Regions from separate parts of the Homo sapiens genome. Here region 2 is linked to region 1. Evidence: chromatin loops called from intact Hi-C (ENCODE). Cell type or tissue: GM12878. All regions are shown on one strand. Links, peaks and the distances in the headings refer to the core of each region. The heading gives the core; the rest is flanking DNA.

The links. A loop is a pair of places that touch in the nucleus more often than their neighbours do. Peaks named below come from ENCODE experiments on the same cell type or tissue, not always from the same donor. Only the 100,000 strongest peaks of a DNase experiment are listed, where the experiment ranks them.
Region 2: a loop joins it to region 1, with 4 times the contacts of the local background. A loop is called at or near these places in 15 of 110 quality-filtered maps.

What each region holds. Positions count from the first base shown.
Region 1 is chr18:58,535,019-58,538,044 of GRCh38, reverse strand. ALPK2 (alpha kinase 2) reads left to right here. Exons shown (of 13, transcript NM_052947.4): 5 at 1-3,026. Among named protein-coding and RNA genes, the nearest start is that of ALPK2-AS1, 20 kb to the left of the region's middle. RefSeq lists enhancers at 1,486-1,545, 2,106-2,305, 2,366-2,585, 1,504-2,703, 2,696-2,745 and 1 more. In GM12878, for the core only: a CTCF peak has its summit at 1,358; DNase peaks (open chromatin) are centred at 1,223, 2,224 and 2,594; H3K4me3 peaks cover 2,383 bases; H3K27ac peaks cover 2,500 bases.
Region 2 is chr18:58,614,654-58,617,416 of GRCh38, reverse strand. The region is part of intron 1 of ALPK2 (alpha kinase 2); the gene reads left to right. Among named protein-coding and RNA genes, the nearest start is that of ALPK2, 13 kb to the left of the region's middle. RefSeq lists an enhancer at 1,805-1,874. In GM12878, for the core only: no CTCF peak of the experiment used is centred there; DNase peaks (open chromatin) are centred at 1,516 and 2,031; H3K27ac peaks cover 1,481 bases.

The sequences.
Region 1 (3,026 bases), core at 273-2,772:
TGTGGTCCACAGCATGAAGAAAAACAAGACAGAGATGGCAACATACCTGACAATTTCAGGGAAGACCTAAAATATGAGCAGAGCATCTCAGAAGCCAATGATGAGACTATGTCCCCAGGTGTGTTCTCAAGGCATCTCCCCAAGGATGCTCGTGCTGACTTCAGGGAGCCTGTGGCTGTCTCTGTTGCTTCCCCTGAACCCACAGATACTGCCCTCACCCTGGAAAATGTGTGTGATGAGCCAAGGGACAGAGAAGCAGTGTGTGCAATGGAGTGTTTTGAGGCTGGTGACCAAGGAACGTGTTTTGATACCATAGATTCTCTTGTTGGGAGACCAGTTGATAAATATTCGCCTCAAGAAATTTGCTCTGTAGATACGGAACTGGCAGAAGGTCAAAACAAAGTATCTGATTTATGTTCTTCTAATGACAAGACACTGGAAGTCTTTTTTCAGACACAAGTGTCTGAGACTTCAGTGTCTACGTGCAAAAGCAGCAAGGACGGCAACTCAGTCATGTCCCCTCTTTTTACCAGTACTTTCACCTTGAACATTTCACACACAGCTAGTGAAGGTGCCACAGGAGAAAATCTAGCCAAGGTGGAGAATTCCACCTACCCACTGGCCTCCACAGTACATGCTGGCCAGGAGCAGCCAAGCCCCAGCAACTCAGGAGGGCTTGATGAAACACAGCTCCTTTCTTCTGAGAACAATCCTTTAGTGCAATTTAAAGAAGGAGGTGACAAGAGCCCCAGTCCTAGTGCCGCAGACACCACAGCCACACCAGCCAGTTATAGTTCAATTGTGAGTTTTCCTTGGGAGAAGCCAACAACATTAACTGCTAATAATGAGTGCTTTCAAGCGACCAGGGAGACTGAGGACACATCAACTGTTACCATTGCCACCGAAGTCCACCCAGCCAAATACCTTGCTGTGTCAATTCCTGAGGACAAGCATGCAGGTGGCACTGAGGAGAGGTTCCCTCGTGCATCCCATGAAAAGGTTTCCCAATTTCCTTCCCAAGTGCAGTTGGATCATATTTTAAGTGGTGCTACCATCAAATCTACAAAAGAGCTACTTTGCAGGGCACCCAGTGTGCCAGGAGTCCCACACCATGTCCTGCAGCTCCCAGAGGGAGAGGGTTTCTGCAGTAATTCCCCTCTTCAGGTTGATAACCTGTCTGGAGATAAGAGCCAGACTGTGGACAGAGCAGACTTTAGGAGCTATGAAGAGAATTTCCAAGAAAGAGGAAGTGAAACAAAGCAGGGGGTCCAGCAGCAGAGCCTGTCCCAGCAGGGTTCTCTTTCTGCACCTGATTTCCAACAAAGTTTGCCTACGACATCTGCTGCACAAGAGGAAAGAAACTTGGTGCCCACGGCCCACTCACCCGCAAGCTCTAGGGAAGGAGCAGGGCAGCGCTCAGGTTGGGGGACGAGGGTCTCCGTGGTGGCTGAAACTGCTGGGGAAGAAGACAGTCAGGCTCTGAGCAACGTTCCATCTCTCTCTGATATCCTTTTGGAAGAGTCTAAAGAATATAGACCTGGAAATTGGGAGGCAGGCAACAAGCTGAAGATTATAACTCTAGAGGCTTCCGCTTCTGAAATCTGGCCACCACGACAACTGACAAATTCTGAGAGCAAGGCATCAGACGGTGGTCTCATAATTCCTGACAAGGTCTGGGCTGTACCTGATAGTCTAAAGGCAGATGCTGTTGTGCCTGAATTGGCCCCCTCTGAAATAGCAGCATTGGCTCACAGTCCAGAGGATGCTGAGTCAGCCCTTGCTGATAGCAGAGAAAGCCATAAAGGCGAAGAGCCCACCATCAGTGTACATTGGAGAAGTCTTTCTTCCCGGGGTTTCAGCCAACCCAGACTCCTGGAGTCATCCGTGGACCCTGTAGATGAAAAGGAGTTATCTGTCACAGATTCACTGTCAGCGGCTTCTGAAACTGGAGGGAAGGAAAATGTTAACAATGTGAGTCAAGACCAGGAGGAAAAACAACTCAAGATGGATCACACTGCCTTCTTTAAAAAGTTTCTGACCTGCCCTAAAATCCTAGAGTCCTCTGTAGATCCCATTGATGAGATAAGTGTGATAGAGTACACCAGGGCTGGAAAACCAGAGCCCTCTGAAACCACACCACAGGGCGCCAGAGAAGGGGGTCAATCAAATGACGGAAACATGGGCCACGAAGCGGAAATCCAGCCGGCCATTTTGCAAGTTCCATGTCTCCAGGGAACCATTCTGAGTGAAAATAGAATCAGCAGAAGCCAAGAAGGCAGTATGAAGCAGGAGGCTGAACAAATTCAACCTGAGGAGGCAAAAACTGCCATTTGGCAAGTCCTGCAACCCAGCGAAGGCGGTGAAAGAATTCCAAGTGGATGTAGCATAGGCCAAATACAAGAAAGCAGTGATGGGAGCTTAGGGGAGGCTGAGCAAAGCAAAAAGGACAAAGCAGAATTGATTTCCCCCACTTCACCTCTTTCTAGTTGTCTTCCAATAATGACTCACGCTTCTCTTGGGGTTGACACGCACAACTCCACAGGCCAAATTCATGACGTCCCTGAAAATGACATAGTTGAGCCCAGAAAGCGTCAGTATGTGTTTCCTGTTTCACAGAAAAGGGGAACTATTGAGAATGAGCGTGGGAAACCTTTGCCCTCTTCTCCTGATCTTACCAGGTTCCCTTGTACTTCATCTCCTGAAGGAAATGTCACAGACTTTTTGATAAGCCACAAAATGGAGGAACCTAAAATAGAGGTGCTTCAAATTGGGGAAACCAAACCCCCAAGCTCATCTAGCTCCTCAGCGAAGACCTTGGCATTTATTTCAGGAGAACGTGAGTTAGAGAAAGCCCCTAAATTACTGCAGGATCCATGTCAAAAGGGCACCCTGGGCTGTGCGAAAAAGTCCAGGGAGAGAGAGAAGTCCCTGGAAGCCCGAGCAGGCAAATCGCCAGGGACCCTCACAGCAGTGACGGGGTCAGAGGAGGTCAAGAGGAAGCCAGAAGCCCCAGGCAGTGGACATTT
Region 2 (2,763 bases), core at 1-2,500, 80 kb before region 1:
CCAGGAGTTTGAGACCAGCCTGGCCAACATGGTGAAACCCCGTCTCTACTAAAAATACAAAAATTAGCCTGGCGTGGTGGTGCACGCCTGTAATCCCAGCTACTCAGGAGGCTGAGGCAGGAGAATCGCTTGAACCCGGGAGGTGGAGGATGCAGTGAGCTGAGATCGTGCCATTGCACTCTAGCCTGGGCGACATAGTGAGACTCTCTCAATAAATAAATAAATAAATTCAAATACAAATAAAAAGAAACTTGCCACAATCCACTGTTTAGGGAAAATCTCTCTCAAACTGTTTTTTCTCTGCTCTCCCACCACCACAACAACAATCATCAACACGGAAGAAGAGGAAGACTTCCGTGACCAAAGTTGTGGTGGATTTACCCCATACGCCAAGCTGCAGACACTGGTGGGTGTTCTCGGCTTCAGTTCTGACTCTGTCCACCTGGAGATAGTGTCAGATCCCACAGGTTGTGGGCCCAGTCCCCAAGGCTACTCCTCACCCACCCCCCAAGCCCCCGGAACACCAGCTGCAAGTCAAGGCTTCTGGAACTTCTGACTGACTGGCTTCAAGTTGGGGTTCCCATGAGCACCTCTTGGGGTTAATTTGCCAGAGTAGCTCACAGAACTCAGGGAAACACATTTACTGGTTTATTACAAAGGTTATTTTAAGGATACAAGTAAACTGCCAGATGCAGAGAACCACAGGCGATTTTGCAGAGATCCATAGGCGATTTGCAGGAGCTTCTGTCCCCATGGAGTTGGGATGTGCCACCCTCCCAGTGTGTGGATGAGTTCTTCACCTCCTGTCAGCCTCCACGTGTTCAGCTCTCTGGAAGCTCCCCAGACCCTGTCCTTTTGGGTTTTTATGGAGGCTTCGCTACATAGGCACGATTGACAACTATGTAGAAATGTGATTGGACAAAAAGCACCTGATCTGAACCCAGCAAGGCCTGTCTGTTCAGACTTTTCTTGGCATTCGTTTCTCTGTGTGGCATTCTTTCCTCTAGAGTAAGAGGCAGGAATGAGGGTCTTTTGGAATAAGGGCCTTTTGACCACAGAGTCCTGCCTTGGACAGGTAAAAGAAGGATAGAAGGTCAGAGAGAGAGATTCTGTTTCCCAAGGCCAAAAGTGCCCCAACATTATAACAAGGACTATGGGAGTTAGGAGCCAGGAACTGTGGATGGAAACCAATAAATATACAGATATATCATAACACCATAACCACACAGCAAAAAAAGAAAAGAAAAAAGGCAAATCCAGCATTCTTTCCAATTAACACATTGTTTTCCCAAGGTCATCTGTGAAGCCTACCACAAACTCCTCCACTAATACCAATAATTCAATATTGATTGTTCATCTCTAGCAGAGAATGATAAATCTGTCATCAAGGGTTCTCACCTTCAGAGAAGCCACGAAACACGAGCCACAGCCTGACTTAACTGTCCTTTTCCTCTCCAGAGTACAGTCAGTGCTCTGTGGCTCAGATATGTGGTCACTAAACTGACTATGTGAGTCAAATAGTGTGTGTTTGTCAGTATTTTCACATGTGGGACAACACTGTCAGGAAGTCATCACCTGGGGAGGAGTCACAGATGACACAGAAGCTCCTCAACGTCAGCCCAGCTCTTGACAGCTGGATTTATCCTTTCCTCCTTCTCCATCCATAGCAGTGATCTCCAGGAATGAGAATGGAAGGTCATGTCCTGTAAATTACTATTGCAGGTGACAATTACACCCAGAGACATTTTTACACATTAGTTGGTATATCACTTTAAAAAAGAATCATTGTGGTAACCCACAGCAGAAAAGGAAACTGATGAAACAAGTGAACTCTTTCCTTATACTACGCTGATTACCATTATGAAAACTAATTATGTAACAGATATTTACAAGGCAATTGACATACATTATTCTAATCCTTAGACTATTATCATTCCCTCCTTTTACAGATGAGAAGGTAGGTTCAATGCCTTGCCTTATAATTGGCAGAGCTGGATGTAGATTTGTTCCTGGCAGGTGGCAAAGCCTGTATTGTGTTCACAGTTCTATGGGGCCTCCTGGTCAGGAGGGTGTTTTCTTGCTATGAGAGCTGCCCTGCCCGCCACTGTCCCCCTCCATTTGAGTAACTTCCCTAGGAATATGAAGAGTGGGGTAGTCATCCCTCTGTCTCAACAGTTGCTTCTGAAAAGCATTGCTGATTGGCCACAAAAAGGAATGAGGTACTGATACAGGTGACAATATGGTCAAACCCCAAAAACATTGTGTTAAGTGAAAGCTTCTATTTATATAAAATGTCCAGAATAGGCCGGGCTCTGTGTCTTCTGCCTATAATCCTAGCATTTTGGGAAGCCAGGTGGGAGGATTGCTTGAGCCCAGGCATTCAAGACCAGCCTGGGCAATGTAGTGAGACCCTGTCCCTACAAAAAAAAAAAAAATCCATAATAGACAAATACATACAGACAGAAAGTAGATTAGTGATTGCCTCTGGCTGTGTGTGTTGGGGGGGAGGGTGGAAATGGGGAGATGAGGAGGTAAAAGGGGTGTAGGGATTCTCTAGAGTAATGAGAATGCTCTAAAATGGATTGTGGTGACGGTTGCACAATTCTGAATATAGTGAAAGCCATTGAATTGTACAACTTAAATGAGTAAATTGTGTATGGTATGGTAATTATATCTCATTAAGGCTGTAAGAGAGCTGGGCATGGAGGCTCAAGCCTCTAGTCCCCACTACTCAGGAGGCTGAGGTGGGAGGATGGCTTGAGC